4 separate regions of the Mus musculus genome follow, and regions 1, 2 and 4 are each linked to region 3. A link is a loop called in an ENCODE intact Hi-C map of the cell type or tissue named here. Cell type or tissue: heart. All regions are shown on one strand. Region 1 overlaps Rmnd5a (required for meiotic nuclear division 5 homolog A). Region 2 has its middle 19 kb from the start of Gm38827. Region 3 overlaps Gm1070 (predicted gene 1070). Region 4 overlaps Rmnd5a (required for meiotic nuclear division 5 homolog A).

Region 1 (5,000 bases), 120 kb after region 3:
ACAAAGTGTTCTACCAATATTCATCCAAAGTAAATATTTAACCTGCAAAAGGTGAGTCAGTCCTTTCCGCCGCCGATTCTGATGCCACATGTAAGATAATCTCCACTAGAAGCACAAATTTTTATTAAAGTTTTATCAGTGTTGTTATGTGTATATGGTGTGACTGTAAAAACAGGCGGATAATTTCTCACCACGGCACATCCAGTTCTCTCCTTCACCACGAGTTCTAGGGATCAAACTCAGGTCACTAGTCTTGCTCACTTTGCACTTTGTTTTTCTGCTGAGCCATTAGAAAATGCAAACAAAACAAGCACATAAAAAACCAACAAATTCACTAAGTGGTGATGGTACCCACCTTTAATCCCAGCAGGTGGCTCAGAGTTTGAGGCTAGCCAGGTCTATAGAGTGAATTCCAGGATAGCTAAGGCTATAGAGAGAAACCGTGTCTCAAAAACACAAAACGCCACAACAAATTCCTTAATTCAAAATCACTTAAACTGGGTGTGGTAATAAATGCGTGCACACACCACTTGAATCCAGTCACAGCCCAGATTTATTTGCACAACTTAATGTATAGGTCTTTTTGTGCTTTTTGGCCTAATGTGCCACAGGTGCTGGACCAAGCCCAGTATTCCATCTTCTACCTTCGTGATCACATGAAGTGGGAATACACCAGTCCAGAGAAATCTTCTGGCCCTAATCTATGAGCCCCGACTACTAGGCTTTCTTTTGTGGTCGGCACTATAGTTTAATAAACAGTTATCATTTAATTAATGTAGCTTCATTCAGTTTGAAACAATTTTATTTTAAAAACAAAAACAAAAAAACGTAAGGCTTATAACCTAGAGCAGATATAAAACAGATGGCAGAGAAGGCAAAACTCCACTCAGCTTCTGTACGGAAAATGGTGTTCAGGCTATGAGGGGCAGAGGCAGTGTGGTTCCACACCAGTGCTTATGTTCAGTAAGCAAGGAACCACAGATCATCTAGCTGTTAGGATGCTGGGTTCTTATAGGGAGTAGTTCTTTTCACTCAAGCAAGCTGGTTTTAAGGAAAGTGGTGGGCAGGGGGATAATGCTTCAGAGATGCTCCCTCCTCTCTTGGCACCTGTGCTTTGTCTCCCACCTCAGACCAGATTCCTTCCAGAACCACTACCCCACTCCTAGGACACCTTCCGACCTCATACACTCCCAGATTCCCTGTTCTAACTAGGGTTAATATTGTTGTTAGGGAACACCATGACCAAAGCAACTTAGGGGAGGAAAGGGTTTATTTGGCTTACATCTTCACATCATAGTGTGCCATCAAAGGCAGTCAGGACAGGAACTCAAAACAGGGTAGGAACTGGAAGGCAGGAGCTGATGCTTGCTCTGCACGGCTTGCTCAACCGGCACAGCCACTCACCATATGCTGTTCCCTCCTCCATTAATCATTAATTAAGAAATGCCCAGCAGGCTTGCCTGCTGCTTGATCTTATGGAGGCATTTACTAAGTTGAGGTTCCCTCCTCTCAGATGACCACAGCTTGGGTCAAGCTGACATAAAACTAGCCAGCTCACTCCCTTCCCTAAGGCTCTAATAAACAACTACCCCGCCCCCTCACATACACACCTGGGGGAAAACTGGAAAATGTCTGGGGCACAGTGCACACATCTGATTGGGAAAGGTCCATCCTCAGAAAAGTACTATGACCCAAGTAGACAAGAAAGAGAGACTATAGCAGCTCCTACTGATATCCATGCAATTTCAAAAGAAAGACCTTCCATCCTGACCACGAAGGTCAAGCTACTTTACACTTTACTGCACCTAAATAAGGTTCACCATGGCAGGCTGCATTTTTTTTTTTTTTTATTACTCTTAGTTATTTGGGGTGGAGAGTAGTTTGGTATGTTTTATTTCATTCTTAGGGAATGCCTTCCTTGCCTTTTAATCACCATTTTCTCTTTATATCCTATATATTTATGTCAGCTACCAATTCCCTTTCACTAACTTAAAAAGTACTTTCCAATATAAAAAAAAAATTACATTTGTTCTTCAGAACTCAATTTAGCTTTTTCTTCTTAATCGGAGACAATCATCTACTCTTCTTAATGCCTTTTTTTCTCTTTTTAATAACATTTCTCTACCACAGAAGGATGCATTCACCACACACTGACTTTAAAGTCAGTCTGTATTCAGCTTCACCCAATTCATCTCAACCGTCGCTGTAAGCTAAGCACGGGATTTAATTGCTGCATTGTCTTTTATCTATTCTTGAAAGTAGTTATACTGACATAGAATTCAAATAATTACCTTAGTTATTTAAAAAAATATTAGCTACTTAACTTTTGATAGTATCATTCTTTAACATCAGCATTTTGCTTCTCCAATGTAGCTGCCCCACCTAGTGGCAGAAAACCAGTTTGGGCAACACAGTTAAAACTTTTTTTCTTCATAATTTCATTGTTTATTAATACCAAAAGGACCCTTCTTTTATAATCCTGACCTATTTTATTTCTTTGTTTAGAATTTGTATTGTTTTAAAAAATGGATCTCTTTTGTTATTGATTAGTAGGACTTATTTACAAATTGAAATCTTCTTATCCTTTGAAATTTATCTGCTTTGTTTTTTACACTCCCACCTCATCATTATGTATATTTTCAATATCTCTAAAACCTCAACTATCATTAATGGCACATTACCAGAAATTCTGTAGTAATAAGAATATTCATAATTATATGCATCTATCTATGCATGCTTTCATACTGGGTTGACTTTGAACTGTGCCTATGCTCAACATGCCATTTGACGCTGAGCTTGCAACCCCACCCCCAGGCCCAGAATAATGTTTTAAATAACAGTAAGTAACTCAAGCAAACATTGGGTTATTTATTCTTCCAAAAGTAAATGTTTCCTCATTAATAAAGGATAAGAAATCAGTTACTAAAATTATTCTCTTTTTTAAGGCATTTTTAATTAGATATTTTCTTCATTTACATTTCAAATGCTATCCCCAAAGTCCCCTATACCCTCCCCCTGCCCTGCTCCCCAACCCATCCACTCCCTCTTCCTGGCCCTGGCATTCCTCTGTACTGGGGCATATGATCTTCACAAGACCAAGGGCCTCTCCTCCCATTGATGGCCAACTAGGCCATCCTCTGCTACATATGCAACTAGAGACACAGCTCTGGGGGTACTGATTAGTTCACATAATATCCAAGATACAATTTGCAAAACACATGAAACTCAAGAAGGAAGACCAAAGTGTGGATAGTTCGCTCCTTCTTAGAATGGGGAACAAAATACCCATGGAAGGAGTTACAGAGACAAAGTTTGGAGCTGAGACGGAAGGAAAGACCATCCAGAGACTGCCCCACCTGGGGGGTCCATCCCATAATCAGCATTATTCACTATCCATTTTAGCTACTCTCCCTCACCCCCTCTAAATACAATTTCTAAAAAGTAGGAGGTAGAAAATTAAAAACAGCAGGGCGGTGGTGGCGCATGCCTTTAATCCCAGCACTTGGGAGGCAGAGGCAGGTGGATTTCTGAGTTCGAGGCCAGCCTGGTCTATAGAGTGAGTTCCAGGACAGCCAGGGCTACACAGAGAAACCCTGTCTCAAAAAAAAGGAAAAGAAAAGAAAAAAAGAAAGAAAGAAAATTAAAGTCTAACACACCATTTCTTTTTTAAAAATAAGTGAATTAAAAAAAAAAAGACAAAAAATTTTGACAAAATCCAAGGATTAAAATACTTTAATAGGTAACACATTAAAGTAAAAGCTTCAATGTTTTAAATTCACAATGATAAAAAGCTAGAAAATTCCTTTGATAATATAAACTTCTCTGCTTACATTTTCAGAAAAAAATAACAGTAAAAAGGAAAAAAAAACCTTAAATCATTAAAGGTAAAAATTTACTACTTAGAACTTTAAAGATACACTAAACACTTTTCATTCATACCCACTTGTCAAACAAAACATCACAAGCATATGAAACACACACTAGATGTAACACAGGCTTTTGGAAGAAAGGATTTTAACCTCAACTTCGACTTTAAGCTACCATTCCTTTAAGTCTTCCAAGAAAGGAAGCAACGATTAACCTGAAGTTTCCACTGCAAATTGGAATGACTTGGGTCTTGTTTGTACAAATACACATACACACCTAATAGATGATGCCTGCCTGGCTAGTCCTTTAAATGTTGCCTTTTTAGGGCTGGAGAGGTGGCTCAGCAGTTAAGACCACTGGCTGCTCTTTCAGAGGACCTGGGTTCAATTCCCAGCATCCACATCCAGCTCATAACTGTCTGTAGCTCCAATTTCAGGAGAGCTGGCACCTTAAGACATATATGCAGGCAAAACATTAATGCACATAAAATAAAGGCAAATAAATCTTTTTAAATTCCTTTTCCCTTAAAGAAAGGTCATAATTTTTCTTCTACAGCTCTTTCAAAATCCTATGTTTGGAATCTGTAGAAATTACAAACTCATTCCTGTTCACAGAGCTGAAAGCTCTATTTTTTACTTTAGACTGTTCATTGTTGATATGCTTTTGTTTTGTTTTGTTTTTGTTTTTTTTTCTTTTTTAATATTTTTATTAGGTATTTACCTCATTTACATTTTTGATATGCTTTTTAAAACAACAAATACAGCCTGCTCCTAAGGAGGCAACTGTTTTTCTGGGAGGAGCAAGTATCCATAAAACAGCACTCACAGGCAACTAGACAGCATTCCAGTCTGCAGGTTGGTCGGCTTGCCTTGGTACCCACAATCCATGGACCACAATGATTTCGGCTTTATCCTGTTTGCTTAACACCAATACCTGAATGTACCCCACCTTGACCCTAAGTTTCCCAGAGCTTGCATACATTTGCCAAGTTCAAGTTAAATATGTAGGACTTAACAAGCTAGAGGAGTCTTATGTAATAACAGCCTACACAGATTCCTCATATATACATGAAGCCTTTTCACAACATCTAGGAATATCCAGTCGGAAACCAGCTTCCTCTTTGGGCAACATAG
Region 2 (5,000 bases), 130 kb before region 3:
ACTGTCCACTGCTGACTGACTATCCACTGCTGACTGTCCACTGCTGACTATCCACTGCTGACTGACTATCCACTGCTGACTATCCACTGCTGACTGTCCACTGCTGACTATCCACTTCTGACTGACTATCCACTGGTGACTATTCACTGCTGACTATCTGCTGGTGACTATCCACTGCTGACTGACTATCCACTGCTGACTGTCCACTGGTGACTGACTATCCACTGCTGACTGTCCACTGGTGACTGACTATCCACTGCTGACTGACTATCCACTGCTGACTGTCCACTGCTGACTGACTATCCACTGCTGACTGACTGTCCACTGCTGACTGACTATCCACTGCTGACTGTCCACTGGTGACTGACTATCCACTGCTGACTGACTGTCCACTGCTCACTGACTATCCACTGCTGACTGACTATCCACTGCTGACTGTCCACTGCTGACTGACTATCCACTGCTGACTCACTATCCACTGCTGACTGTCCACTGCTGACTGACTATCCACTGCTGACTGTCCACTGCTGACTATCCACTGCTGACTGACTATACACTGCTGACTATCCACTGCTGACTGTCCACTGCTGACTATCCACTTCTGACTGACTATCCACTGGTGACTATTCACTGCTGACTATCTGCTGGTGACTATCCACTGCTGACTGACTATCTACTGCTGACTGACTATCCACTGGTGACTATCCGCTGGTGACTATCCACTGCTGACTATTTTGTGATGTGAGTCACTGACCAGATATGCATGAAACATTTACAGCATGCTGCCCATGAGGATGGGGAGTTGGAGCTGAATGTGTCGGTCGGCCTCTGCCTTACAGATGCTTGCATGGTGGGAAGCAGGGGAGAAAACAGAGCTGAGTCTGTTGTGATGTTTAAAAAAACCAAGATTTATTTATTATTTTATTTATATGAGTACACTGTAGCTGCCTTCAGAAGAGGGCATTGGGTCTCATTACAGATAGTTGTGAACCAACATGTGTTTGTTGGGAATTGAACTCAGTACCTCTGTAAGAGCAGCCAGTGCTCTTAACGCTGAGCCATCTATCTCTCCAGCCCCTCTCTTTTTTCTTTTTAAATGAACATTAAATTTAAAAGTATAGGCTCTTTCATGAATGTCTTATAAGTTGTAAAGATGATGCAGAATGGAGAAGAATGATCCAGGGTAGAAAGACAGAAGAAAGGTAATGAAGATAGGTGTGCCTATAGCTGAAAACCACCAAATGGCTAGAATCCTAATTTCTATACAAGTCATGCTGGTGCATGCCTGTCATGCAAGCACGTGGGGGAAGGGTGAGGCAGGAGAACCATGAGTTTGAGGATGCTCTCTGCTTATTGAATTTGGGTGGAGGGTTGGGTTGAGAAAGTTACAGAAGACTTAGAAGGGTCCGATCTGAAGGTTTCTATACAATTCGGTTGTTCCTCTTTCAGAGTCCTGTAGACTGGTGGTGGCAGTCTCTTAGAAAAGGTATTTTCAAAGGATGTGTCCTTATCAGAACATCTCAATCTAGGCAGCAGTTTCAGGATCCCAAATGGTAATATTATTATTATTAGGTAATAGGCAGGTGATAGAGGTTTTGAAAAAGTTTAGTTCACTCATCAAGTGAAGCTCCATCCTCAGTGAGCAGGAGATGAATCAGGGATGCTGTTGGCACAGAGAGGAAATACATGTGGAGGGTTTCAGAGGAGGAGTCAAGAAGGACCCTCAAATGGGAGTAAGGAGTTTATTATAAAAGTTATCATTGCCATAGACAGGAAGACAGAAAGGCAACAGCATGACAGGGGAGTTCAGGGCCCAGTCCCAGGACAGACACATGGCAGAGACTCTGAAGAGAGGAATCCGAGTTCATGTGGCAGAAGTGGGGTCTCTGTACACCTTCCTGGGGACAAGGGAGAGTAAGGGACAGGAATGGGGAACAGGATGTATGGTCATCAATGCCCGTTTTGAGATAACTCACTTTTTAGATGAGAGATCCTGGCACCAAGAAGTCTGTTAGCTAGGGACTCGAGGTGTCTCAGCAGGTGACTGTCAATGTAAAAGGAGAGATGCTGGAAACTATCACAGGAGCAGCAGCTGGATGGTGACACTGGGTTCTCACACATGTGACCTGCTTGCAGGAACAGGCACAAGGGAAATCATGAATGTCTGCAGAGGCAGAGGTCTCCAGGCCCGATCTTGAAGGACAAATAGGAGCTTACTGTGTGGACAAAGAGAAATTTCAGTAGGATTTGCAAAAGGAAAAACATAGGCAAACCAGAGGGATGTGGAGGCCAACCGCCCCAGTGACTGGCTCAGGGTGTGTCTGAGAAAGGATGGGTGTGATGAGAGCGAGGCTGGGAAAGCCACTGTGGGCAAGAAAGTGGCAGGAAGGAGAACCATTCCATTTTCATTCAGAAGGCCCCATCTACGAGGAAAGTAAAAGTTGATCTGTGGGTGCCTCCATCTAGGTCTGGGGACCTGCTACCTATTCGCTTTGTTACTGGTATCTGTTGTCTCCAGTAAAGTGACAGTAGAGATGTAGAGGAGTGAGGAGATCTGGGCAGAAAGGTGAGAGGGTCATTTTAGCAAGCTAATATACCTACCCTCCTTCAACGGCTTTTAATTTCATGAATCACTATTATCTTCCAAAGTACTTGGCTTGTAAAAGTTAAAATAAACATGAACATAGCATGCAGCAGTAGTGGTGATTACACAATACCATAAACAACTACACCAGAACAGGCAGGGCCTAAGAGCAGGTGACAAACTGATTCTGATGTACTAGCCTAACTGGGTAAAGTTAGGGCTGGGGATGAGAGCACGCACGCACGCACACACACACACACAGCGTGGCTACCTCCTCCACGCTGGAGCAATGATGAACTGTGACCAGGAGCCCTGTTCTGGGTTGTGTGTCTGTCCCCCATAGATGGCTCAGTAGCCCTGTGACCATTGGCCACCTGGCTGGGAGCCTTGGATCATTAATTAATCTCCCTGAGATTAGAGAAGCAACCGGAGCAGTGACTCCTGTGATTGGAACTGGGCTAGCCTGAAATCAGCACTTAATCAGAAGCCTCTGAAGATCCCAAAGCAGAGCCGCCACTTCCACCGCAAGGTCATCTCAGGTTTGACAAAGATGGCTAAAGACCTTCGAACCTCACACCTGCAGACTGTCTGTCCTACCTCTTCCCAGAAAAGCTGAGCTCTCCCTTAAGAGTTAGGTTATCTTGACAAAGACCATGGATATTTACAACCTGGTTGTATCTGCCAAGTTAGGGAGCAGCCAAAGAGCACAGGAAGCAGTGTCCGTTGAACTGGTGATCTCAGTGAAAGGGAACAAAGCAAAGGGGCTGCAAGCCTAGATCACCTCAAATTAAGGAAACTTGAAATTAAGAATAAGACAAAGAGTGCACCATTAACTGTTGCATCATGGCTCCGCAGATAATAATGCAAGAAAAAGAAATGATGGAGAGGAAAATTGGAAAGGAAGAGATAAAATTGCTGCCATTTGAAGATAATGTAAGGAGGAGTGGAGAATAGGAAACACTCTCATGACTGCCATTACTGCTACCACCATTACTACTATGCCATTACCACCACCGTTACTACTATGCCATTACTAACTAACATCATTACTACTGTACCACTACCACTTTATTATCACTACCACTATTACTACCATGCTATTGCTGCTACCACTGCTACTACTGTGCCATTACTTCTACCACCGTCACTATTATTGCCACTACCATTACTCCTGTGCTATTGCTGCAACCACCGTTGCTTCTGCTGCTACTACTATTACTGTTTCTAGACAAAATAAAATTCCGTGCATGAAAGCAAAGAACTCACAAAATACATGAGAGAACAATTTCCAAGCCACCAGACATGATGTCATGTAGAACACTGACCTCTGAGAGTTTCAGTAAGTGACCAGAACCTGAGGCTTAGCTTAGCTCATTGTCTCAAGGGAGCTTCTAGTTCCCTTGGCACAGTTTGAGGACTTGTGCAGACTATGGTGAATTCTGATTTGAGACAAAATGAGAATCCAGGAAGAATGAGTTAGAGTGAGTGGGCAGTGTCCTGGAGAGGAGAACACTGCATGGGTAGAGTCCTTCAGAAGGTGCCCTTAATTAGTAGGAAGACCAACCAAAGGAACTAGAGAGTACCACACAAGATCAGGAGCAGTGCTGCTGCCCAAAAGTGAGGATGGAGCATTTACGGCCTGGGAAGAACAGTAGCTACAGACTACACTACGCTTTCTCTACTCTACACTCTTTCTCCTGTCGCCTGCTTGCTGTGTGGGACTGAGCAACTGCTAGATCCTGGGACTTCCATTCACAGCTGCTGCTGACCATTGTTGGGAGTTGGACTGCAGACTGTAAGTCATCCACAAATTCCTTTACTATATAGAGACAATCCATAAGTTCTGTGACTCTAGAGAACCCAGACTAATACAGAAGTCTTGTGGTTGGTCAACAGTCACACCTGTGAGTAATCAGCCCTAGGCAAAGCACTTCCCCAGACCTGCCTATGAAGTTAAAAGCAAGATACAAAGGTGCCTTATGCTGCATCCCAGGATAAAAGCCAAGAATATATGAGAGTACAAAAATGTATCCACTATCCAATGTTGATACTTATATGCATCCGGTCAGAAATTAGCAGAAAAACAAATACATAATAAGGATAAATGTGGCTGGTTTTGCTTTCCCACAGCTGATATAGATGGTAGAAGACAGAGACATCGAAGCAGCTGCTCAAAATCCATATGTTCAACATGTTGCACAGAGACAGGACAATTCTGAGAGGCATTACGGCTCTCATCTCTCAGAATGTCTAGAGACAAAAACTGCAATGCCTCAATGCCTGAGCCAAGAGATGAATGGAGGAGGGCTGCAGAGATGCCCAGGACTTAAGACACTTCACTTTCTAGAACTCACACTGGGTTTTTCACAACTGCCTGTGACTCCAGATCTAAAGCAACTGACGTCCCCTTTTGGCC
Region 3 (5,000 bases):
GAAGATTTCATTAGAAAGCAGAAAGCCAGAGGATTACATCCAAATGTCTGCTTCAGAAAGATGGCAGCGGATTCCGTTCACCAGAAGAGAGACAGTGGCAGCCCTGGAGCCATGCGGGGGCTACCATTCTGGCTCAGAAACGACTTCAGATCCTCTCCTTCCTATAAAAGGCTGACAGTGGAAAACCAGGTACCTTACTGCAGACAAAGACTGGAATCTCTAAAACACAGTCTGAAAAACCAGCCAATCAGTCAAGACAGAAAGGAGAGGACAAGGCTCCAGGGGGAAGGAGAAGCCACCACTTGGGAGCCAGGGATGCCCAAGGGGAAACTCTACAGAGTGAGGGGTTCACGCACGGAAGACAGCCTCAGCAGAAGGAAGGTCTCAGCAGAGCCAGTGGCTACACAGAAGTCTAAGCACAGAAAGGAGAACCACCATGATGGGAGAGACTCCACCAAAGGCAGGCGCCGGTCCCACCAAAAGCAGAAGGGGCCGGAGGAGAGGGATTTGTGGGACGAAGCTATCCTGGGCAGTCGCTACTGATGATTGCACATTTCGGGTCCCAAAAGTCAGTGTGTTGATTCTCTTGGTAAGGGTGGATTAAATGACCTCAAAGCAATTAGATGCCAGGCCAGCGGCTGTGGCCCATCTACTCTGCTGGTGTAGCACTTGTGAGTCTTCACAGGGTTGCTCTCCTGGTACTGGCAGTGACAGACCCTTTAGTGTGCAAGGCCTTTGGGCTGTGCTGACAGACACAGGGACTTTCAGTCACAAGCCTGAGTGCCTGGAGCTGTAGAAGCCAGTCAGTCCAGCAAGATCTAGGTGCTGGATACTGTTCTGCTCCAGGCGTTAATCATCAGAGGCCCTAGCCCTTGGCTCAGAGCAGAAGCTAATGGGAGTAGATAGTAGCTGTCAGCTTCCCAGCAGGCCTTGCATTTGAATGCTCGGCTCCTGTTAACAGGCCAGAGCTACAGTCCTGGGGACGGGCGTATTCAGACGCCTGGCATCTCCCTGAAGCTCTTCCTGTGAGCAGGGCCTCCTTGCCCTTCTACAGCTTTTTGTTGTTTCCAGTACCTCTGCTTCCTATTGTTTCTGCCCTTAGCCACTCTGGGAATTTGAGCCATGTTCTTACCATCATTGCTACTATGGAAAACACGGCAACAAGAGCTGCTGCCACCTTTGCCATAGCTACTGCTCTGGCGATGCTTCTGTCCTTCACTCGGTCTTCTGGCTGCCACTCAACCCTCTAATAATGATAAAGATCAAAAGAAGACAAGAAAAGAATTGTGATCTGCACTAATTGGGCTGCATTTTTTTTCCAAGCTGAGGATTTAATCCAGAGCCTTGGGCTTGCTAGGCAAGAGCTCTCTCACTTAGCTACATCTCACCCCCAGTCGTGAGCTGCCTTCTGATGGGCCACCAAAGGAAGTGCCCTGCCACACCTAGTCTGGCTAAAATTTAGGCTGCAGGATTACCCAACATTCACTGAGGTTTATGAAAAGCAGATCGACATGTGCTCTGTAAAACAGTCTTGGCAATAATAGCTGGGCTTACAGGTGTTCACCACCATGCCCACCAAGCGAGAACTGTCTTATAATACATTAGCCAGATGCTATTAAACAAGCAAAATTAAATGTCAAAACATTTAAAAGCAAAGCAGAAGGCCTTGCTATAAAAATCTATAAAAATTAGAGTCTTGAAAATAGGCATTAAATAAACACACAGAAGAACTCCAGAAAGACATGGAGTATCTGGTACGAGTGGGCTCAGGACACAAGAATTTGATGGGTAAAGGACAGCAGTGAGGGACAGACTAACCTTCAAGGGGCTAGTGAGAGGGCTTGGGGTAGAGGTGCTTGCCACCAAGCCTGGCTTAAACCTGAGTTTGATCTCTGGGACTCACACTGTAGGAGAGAGCTAACGCCTGCAGTGTGCTGGCTTTATGCAGAATTTTGTTTCATATGCGACTTTTCCCGTTGCTATTTGTCAAGAAACAGAGCGGAGGGAAATTACTTGTTATCATTCTGTTAAATGTCCTGCCCCAGGTGTCAAATTATCATCTCTCAAAACAGGACCACTTGGCTTTTTAAACTCTTCCAGTAGAGGGTGGTAGAAGGTTATTGTAGAGTCAGGAAAGGGGGACATTCCCTTTCCCTGGTGTGCCCTTAGTTACAAAAACAGGGAGTTGCTAGGGAAAAGGTCCTACCTATTGCCTATCTATGTGCCTCAGCAAATGGCTTTGTTGGTGGATTCTCTTTGCAGAGTGTAAATCCTGAGTGGTTGGGGAAAGGACCCTCAGGCTCCCCCGCTCTGAGTTATGCCTCCCCAGCCCCACCCATGGAGCCCAGCCCCAGGCAGGTCAACTGCCACCTGTAGGTCACAGCCAGCCACCTGCTCGGTGCTCTGGATCTGACAGTTGTAGCATTTGAATCTCAAGTATACAAAGTGCAGATGTCTTCATTCATTGAACTGCGTTCCAGAGCCTGTACAGGTGGGCCTGGTGACTGGCTCAGTGTGTGTTGCCAAGCTTGACAACCTGTGCTCCATCCCTGGGTCCTTCATGGCGGGAGGAGAGAGAACCCATTCCCGCTAGCGCTCTGACCTCCACATGCGGCATGTACTCACCCCCCCACCCCCCAACACACAAAGTTTTTTTAAAACATGCATTCATTTTATCTTGGATTTCACCAATAAAAATGTTGTGTATGACTGTTTTTTGTGTTGTGATGTGATTTCTTTGCCTGTGACTCTTGCCCACAAAGCCCAAAATAACTTGCTACCTGGCCCTTTACAGAAGACCTGTCACACCCTGCCCAAGAGTCCTCTTGTGCCCACCATTCTTTATTAATTACTTTTTTGTATTTAATTTTCTCTGCTTTAATCACTGCTGTGGCTTTGACTTGACCCTGACTGATACCGTGCTATTAGACAAACCATTTCTGACAGTTAAGAAATCATAAAAATTGAATGAGAACATCACCTGTTTATTTAGACAGTGAATGCTGGGGAGGTGACTTGGCAAAATACTTGCTGTGCAAGAGTGAGGAACTGAGTTTGAATTTCCGGATCCTATTTAAAGTCAGGTGCAGAACTCGTACCAGACAGGAGGTAGAGACAAAATTTTAAGAAGGCCGGTTAGACTAGCATATGCAGCCATGAACAAGAGAGGCCCTGTCTCAAAGTGAAGATGAACACCTACTGTGGGACACACATGCCCTCTCTCCTGAATTGTGCACACACAAATGTTCTAGGATTCTAGTCCTACGGCTATACACCGAGATACTGCAGTGATAAACACAATGTGCAAAAGGGGGAGGGCAGAAACATGGAGCGAAGATTGCAAATGAACTCAATTCTGGACATCTATTGGAAGTAACAGGGAATGTCTGTCACCTCTGGGCCCACCTACTGAATGCTGTAGCCCTGTCTGCTCCCACAACAAGACAATTAACATGATCCATCTTAATGTAGACCGTGTATCCGCTGTGTGTGCCTGGTGCCAGACTTATCCTTCAGTTCATGTGAAGAAACGTTTTCTTCTTCCTGTCTTCCTCTTCCTCCTCTTCTTCCTCCCCCCTCTCCTCCTCTTCTGTTGTGTTGTTTTTGAGACAGGGTTTCTCTATGTGGCCCTGGCTGTCCTGGAGCTTGCCTTGTAGATTAGGCTGGCCTCAAACTCAGGTCCACCTGCCTCTGCCTTCAGAGTGCTGGGGTTAAAGTGTGCACCACCACTGCCCATAGCAAAGAAACATTTTTATGTTGCGTCCCTATAGATGCCCTAGCATGATAGGCAAGGCTGTCAATCACATCCCCATGTGTCAACCCTGGGTGTCTGGGAGAACCAGGTCATGACTCTTAGGTCTTTTGAGGTAGAGCCCACTGCTCCTCACAAATGTCCCTTCAGTAAGGTATAGGATCATCCACTTAAGTGACACAGGAGAGGACTGCTCACTGGCCAGCAGTTCCCTCCTCTGCCTCCAAAGGGAAAATCTCGGATGCTGCTGTGGCTTTCACCGGCTCTAGAACTATTTGCAGCTCCTCCGACTTAAGCTTTTAGCCACCTCCTATCCGAAGTAACACTTACTTTCTATTATGGTAAGAGTTGCATTTCTTTCTGAGAGTAATTTGCTTATGTTTTTTTTTTTTTTATTATTCCTTAAGCTTTTTCTTTTCAAGGAGTTACTGTGGTTAACCTCCATTGTCAGCCTGGCTGAATCGTGAGGTGCTTCTTCAGTAGAGCTCTGGTGTTCGTCAGTAGCTCCTGGAGCACCCTGGATCAGGGGACTCTGACCTCATGGATGGATGCATCCGCTGACGGATTAGGCCAAAGTCTCCACCCTGCTGGGGTCCTTTCCCTTCAACGGCTCTGCTCTACTCCTGGTTTCCCATGGTGTGAACTGTTCCACTCCACCATGACAGACTGAGACTTCCCAAACCATGAACTAAAATAAGTAATTCCTCCTGTGGCGGTGAGATGGCTTGGTAGGAAGGGTGCTTGCCACCAAACCTGACTGCTTAGGCTCAATCCCTGAGGCCACAAAGTTAGGAGAGAACTAACTCCTGCAGTTTGTCCTCTGACCTCCAAATGTGGCATGCATGCCTCACCAAAACAAATAACAACAATAATGAAAAACATTAGCAGCCCCCTCCCAGGTATTGGTTACCCCTTCCCAGGTATTGGTCACAACAACCAAGTATGACAAAAGTAAAATGTCCTATTAGAATGTAGCTCTTGGAAAGTTAAAAGCCCCACAAGACTCTGTCAGTCAGGCCTCAAAACAGTGGAAAAGGAAACTTCTAGAGATGAGCTCACCTTTATCCTCCCAGAGATAAAAAGAGGACTAAAAATGTTGACATTATCCAGAAAGGATAATCATGGGCAAGGTAGAAAGGCAGAAAGTGAAGTGTGGGCTGGCTCCTGTGGCTGCCCAAATCTGCATACCTTGAGAGACACCTGCCACATGTTTGGGGAAAACACATGCTTGCAAGCCTTGGGGAGACAC
Region 4 (5,000 bases), 90 kb after region 3:
CTGTTTATGGTAAACACTGCAGTACCACATACAGCTGTCAGCAGGCATGCTTATGAAACACCAAGCCTTGTATGTGATTCTCGCTACATGTTTCCTCGGTGTGTTCCCCAAGACTACACTAGTCTAGTGTTACCAAAGATAATGTACAGATAGTTCAATGGTGAAAAGTATTTGGTTTGTCTTCACTGTATACATCCTGGAGATGAACCGAAACAAACCATGCCTCCATACCTTCCCTGAAGATAACCTGAGTCGGCTGACTAAACAGAGTGCAGGCTGTCAGTCCACTGTATGAGAGGCTGCGCTGGGAAACCAGAGGGCTAGTGTAGTCTACCAGCAGCTTGTACTGTGCAGATAAACCAAGAGCTCTTGGCTTTTGAGAGCCACTGTCCCAAAGGCTGACAGCACTGAGGTGGGAACAACACAGCATAAACATAGGGAACTGAGCTGTACAGCCTGTGGGATTGGCGACCTAGAGAAGAAGATTGGGGGTCCTCAGCCCCTCATGATTTGGTGTGGGTTTAATGTCTCCCTACACGTTAGCTGCTGTGGAAAAAGTAAAACGAAAAATTTACTTAATAACTTTCTTATTTCCAATCAAATGCTCACACACTCACAAAATACACACTCTATGAATATGAGGTGGCTCTTTTTCTTCAAATTTTTAAAAATAAAGAGGCACCAGTACCCGTTCATTTATGTATTAAAAGTCTCATATAATCATCAATAAAACAGAAATGGCATCTGTGATGATCACACAAAGGAGAAAAAGATCAACAACAACCTTAGCCACTGTGGAGAGGCTCTGGCTTCACCAGAATCTAAAGGTTTTATTGGGTTAGCAAAGTCCTAAGGCAGCCTTGTCCACAACCAGAAAAGGAAATAGGGTCTCAAAGAAGCCATAGTGCGGCTGTTTCCAATGCCTGTTATCTGTGTGACTGAGTCTTCCTCTAGCATTACCTTCTCTAACAAGGCTCAAAGAAACAGATGGCATCCTCCTGCATGCTAGGTAGCATGAGCATGACATCAGTGATGGCATGGTTCCAGAGTACAAGGATCCCAACACTGTATTTCAGCATCTTTGGTCAAGGTCTGTCTTCTTTGAATCCGCTTCTGCTATAGTCAGTCTCTCACAGATAAAAGTACACACATTTAAAGAAGAGCCTAAGACCTCATTTCCATGGTAAATTTTAAGATCAAGTTTCAGTTCTGGGCCCTTGTCCTGCTTGCCCACTGGGTCTACACGACCTCCCAGAGGAAGCTGTAAGGTCAAACACTTGTTAAAGTTTCATGAGCTTCACAAGAGGCCATCAAAGAGATTCCCAGCACAGGAGGACCAGCAGAGCCTTCGTCCTTAAAATGGCCTGAGCTAACTGTGTGAAGGGTCTTGTTTTTTATTTTCCACCAACCTCAAGGGCATGTCTGTACCACATAAACTTTATGTGTAGTCTAAATGTTATACAGACGCTTGAGGTGGGAAGGCAAGAATAAGTTATAGAGAAAAAAAGAAACCTAAAAACTAAATTTGGCTTAGGAATAACAAAGTTTAAAAAAAGGAAAAGAAAAGAAAAAAGAAAGCCTGACACGCTACAATTTAATTCAAAGGAAAAACTATCCATAGTAAACGAACGTACACCCTCCTCCCTCCACAGGATACTGCCTGGCACGACGCCTTTCTCCTGCAGTCCAGAGGCACCTCTGTTCTTTCCCTGCTTCACAGGGATGAGGAACTTTACAGAGCATCCTGACAGTGAAGCACAAGTCACTGTGAGCTAGGCTGAGTATGAACAGAGCATGCACTCTAAGCTGGACCAGTCTTGACCCAGGTAACCTACACAGTACACAGTAGCCATCACCATGAAACTGACCACGTGGTCATTTCTTGGGTTTTTCTACAATACCATTCTTTCCCTTACAAGCAAATACCGGCTCTCCTAGGAAAGCATCACCCAGGCTGGCATACCACTGTGCATGCTCGCAATTTCTGATTAACTTAGCACCAAAGCTGTCGTCCCCATTCCCTTAACCCAAGTCCGTCTGTGGTTTAAAATAACAAGAGTCACATTTCTCGTTGCTTCTGTGTTTATGCTTTTTCATTTTCTCATGACAGTTTTCCTATGTTGATGTTCAGATTTACACCAGATGAAATAAAGTTGCGAGATATTTGGTGATTTCCACATAGCACTCTTCTCAAGATGAAGTATTTCATGGGTTTAAGTCAGAAGTCTTTTCCATGTAGTTAGTTCCTCAAACAGAGAACAACTCTTACACATGGCTCTTTCTGGGCAGTGCATTAAATGAAGAGACCTCACAAAAGAAAAGAGCATTATCTGTAGCCATTTGAATAATATACAGGTTCACAGTCTATGAGATGAGACACTGCAGAAGAGAGGCATGAACAATATACTAATTAAACACAAAACAGCAAAAAACGAGGTCCATACACGGAAAGTTGCTAGAGCCTGCCCGTAAGGACCTGAAGTGATGAGACTGGCAACTGCGTTTAGAATGGACAGGCTTCTTCCCTTCCACACACACAATGTTTGATGCTGGTGCACACACTTCTATACACATGCATAACACTGCGTATCTGTGATGATAAACTAATGAGACACTCAGCCAAGTCTTAAAGGCAGATGTCAAAGGACAGTATGCTAGACTGTGAAACCATACATCAAATTAGTAACACCCTAACTTCAATATCCATTTATTAAAAAGCACCTCTTGGTAATAAAAGCAAAACAAATAAACAAACAACAACAAAACCCCAGTAATATCTATTTCATTCTCACATCAGCCTGTTAAATTCATGATGGGATTTTAAACAGGCAGCCTGCTGGGCTATAGACAGAACTCAAATGCAGGTGAGTGTGCCGACTCTGAAGCAAGAGCGGGAGCAGAGCAAAACATTGAAAAGCTATGCAAATTTGAAATTTATCACAGCTTTCTTCCTTAGGCCAAAAAAGAAAAACAAAACAACAAAAAAGCAAATTCGTTTTATAACCACAATTCATTTTGTCAAACTCCTATGAAGACTTTTCATTTAATTATGTATACATAAGAAGAAAGTAAGTTCTTCCACAAACACTCTCAAGCTTACAATTATCAAGAAAACGTCAGAATCTGTAAAAGCAGGAGGAATATTAAACACATGTCAGGAAGGTCAACTTCTGTTTCTGCTTTTAAGTAAAAAAATCACCATATAGAAGTACAAAAACCTGCACTGAATGACAACTGCTGGTGTTTACTTGATCAGAAACGAAGACCAAGAGTGAAGAAAGCCCTGTGTGATTCCCATCTGGAGCACCCCCTCCGTGCACACGAGTGAATCGGCAGCCTCTGGAGCATAGCTTATGAACAGGCGGTCCTTGGATAGCTGCAGTCAATGGAACACTCTTGTCTTGAATGTACCCATAATTCAGTTTCACTTACAAATTGCAAACAAACTCATTCTTCAGAAAAATATCTGTTTGGCATCTCCTGGACTCTGTTCCATTGGGCAATATGGACATTTTAATCTATATATAAAATAGAAAAGATTGAGACAAAGAATAGTATCAGTACTGAGCACAGTTATAAAGTACACTTTCACACCTGTATGCACACCTGCAACACGTGCAAGCAAAGCTGAACTGCTTCTTTTGCCTGGAGGATCAGCTATGCTCGTCAGCCAGGCTTTGAGGAGTCACAGAAAACACCACCTAAATCAGACCCTAACCTGAGAGCCTCTCTGATACTTAGTAATCGGTGAAAACTGTTTTGCAGGTAAAATAAAGACAATTTTTTGAAAACTGATTCTTGAGCTTTAGAAGTAATCTAATCTCTGCCTACCGAGGTTTACATTGCACCTGTCCCTAGATGAATTTCCAATGTGTGGCTGTGTAATCTATTCAAGAACAGCCAATCTATTGTGATCTACCAGCCTGCATTAAGAACAGCCCACACGGCTTTCAGTGACAAAGAGCGCTAGTTCCTTGTGGCCACAGTCACCAGTGATCTGTACTGCCAGGATTTCTGTGTGGTCTGGGAAGGTTATAAACACTTTCTCTCAAGCGATAGACCTCCCAGGAAAGGGTCTTCCCACAATAAGGCCAGAACAAACATCAGTGAAGACTAGCCTAACTACCTAAGCCAGAACACCTTTGAGATCTGTTTTGTTTTAAATTGGGCTGTCTGTAAAATTTACAAATGTCTGTGCACGCTGAACCACGATTACACTGGTAGCAATTATCACATATGGACAACACACTCTGGCACTGTATTCACCAAGAAGAAATGGCTAAATAATGGTATTTCCACACTGCAGAGTAGTCTACACTGGTGGGAAGGGCAGTAAAAGTAGGCTGAGACAATCTTATGTAGCTCAAGATGACCCCTCTAACTTGCTATATAGTTGGGAATGATCTTGAATTCTGGGTCCTACTACCTCTACCACTCAGGCGCTGGGATTAGAAGCATGCACCACCATACCGTGCTCCTCTGTAACTTTAACAACAATCACAAACGGCTCTTTTGTGATATATAAAAATATAAAAATAGCATATAAAAATAGCTCCACAATAATGCTCTAAGTGAGAGAAGCGAAACCCAGAAGGGAGAAGGATATGCACAGAAGACAATTCTTAAGCCTTGGAGAGAGGGCCACACAAGGATCCGAGTACATTTATAAGTCTAATTTTCAAATCCTTGAGCTGGCTAAACTAACCAAAGAGATTAGATGCAATCCACTTTCTATGACTAGTTAAGAAAACTCATTTCTAAATATAGTTATGGCTGAGCACAGTGTTACACACTAATTCCAGTACTCAGCCATGGCTATACAAAGAAACCCTGTCTCGGAAAACAAAACAAACGAACAAACATACAAAAGATTTTGGATTCACTCATTTATCCTTATTACATCTTACTTCCTGCAAGACAGATCTACTTAATGCTTAAGAAGTCAGACACTTACTTGCTACCATTAAACATTTTATTCAGGGCGTCTCTTGATATAATAT

The links. Hi-C counts contacts between places; a loop is a spot of excess contacts. Peaks named below come from ENCODE experiments on the same cell type or tissue, not always from the same donor. Only the 100,000 strongest peaks of a DNase experiment are listed, where the experiment ranks them.
Region 1: a loop joins it to region 3, with 2.0 times the contacts of the local background. A loop is called at or near these places in 2 of 42 quality-filtered maps.
Region 2: it touches region 3 in a loop (2.4-fold over the local background); 14 of 42 quality-filtered maps call a loop at or near these places.
Region 4: it touches region 3 in a loop (2.6-fold over the local background); 15 of 42 quality-filtered maps call a loop at or near these places.

The regions. Positions count from the first base shown.
Region 1 is chr6:71,420,930-71,425,929 of GRCm38, forward strand. All of the region lies in intron 2 of Rmnd5a (required for meiotic nuclear division 5 homolog A), which reads right to left. Among named protein-coding and RNA genes, the nearest start is that of Rmnd5a, 17 kb to the right of the region's middle. In heart, a CTCF peak has its summit at 2,387 (motif pointing left); no DNase peak of the experiment used is centred here.
Region 2 is chr6:71,170,157-71,175,156 of GRCm38, forward strand. No RefSeq gene overlaps it. Among named protein-coding and RNA genes, the nearest start is that of Gm38827, 19 kb to the left of the region's middle. In heart, no CTCF peak of the experiment used is centred here; no DNase peak of the experiment used is centred here.
Region 3 is chr6:71,300,167-71,305,166 of GRCm38, forward strand. Gm1070 (predicted gene 1070) reads left to right here. Exons shown (of 2, transcript NM_001357905.1): 2 at 1-2,714. The coding sequence ends at 543. Among named protein-coding and RNA genes, the nearest start is that of Gm1070, 8.9 kb to the left of the region's middle. In heart, a CTCF peak has its summit at 2,097 (motif pointing right); no DNase peak of the experiment used is centred here; H3K27ac peaks cover 456 bases.
Region 4 is chr6:71,389,671-71,394,670 of GRCm38, forward strand. It overlaps Rmnd5a (required for meiotic nuclear division 5 homolog A), which reads right to left. Exons shown (of 9, transcript NM_024288.2): 8 at 4,955-5,000; 9 at 1-3,518. The coding sequence ends at 3,455. Among named protein-coding and RNA genes, the nearest start is that of Cd8a, 19 kb to the left of the region's middle. In heart, no CTCF peak of the experiment used is centred here; no DNase peak of the experiment used is centred here.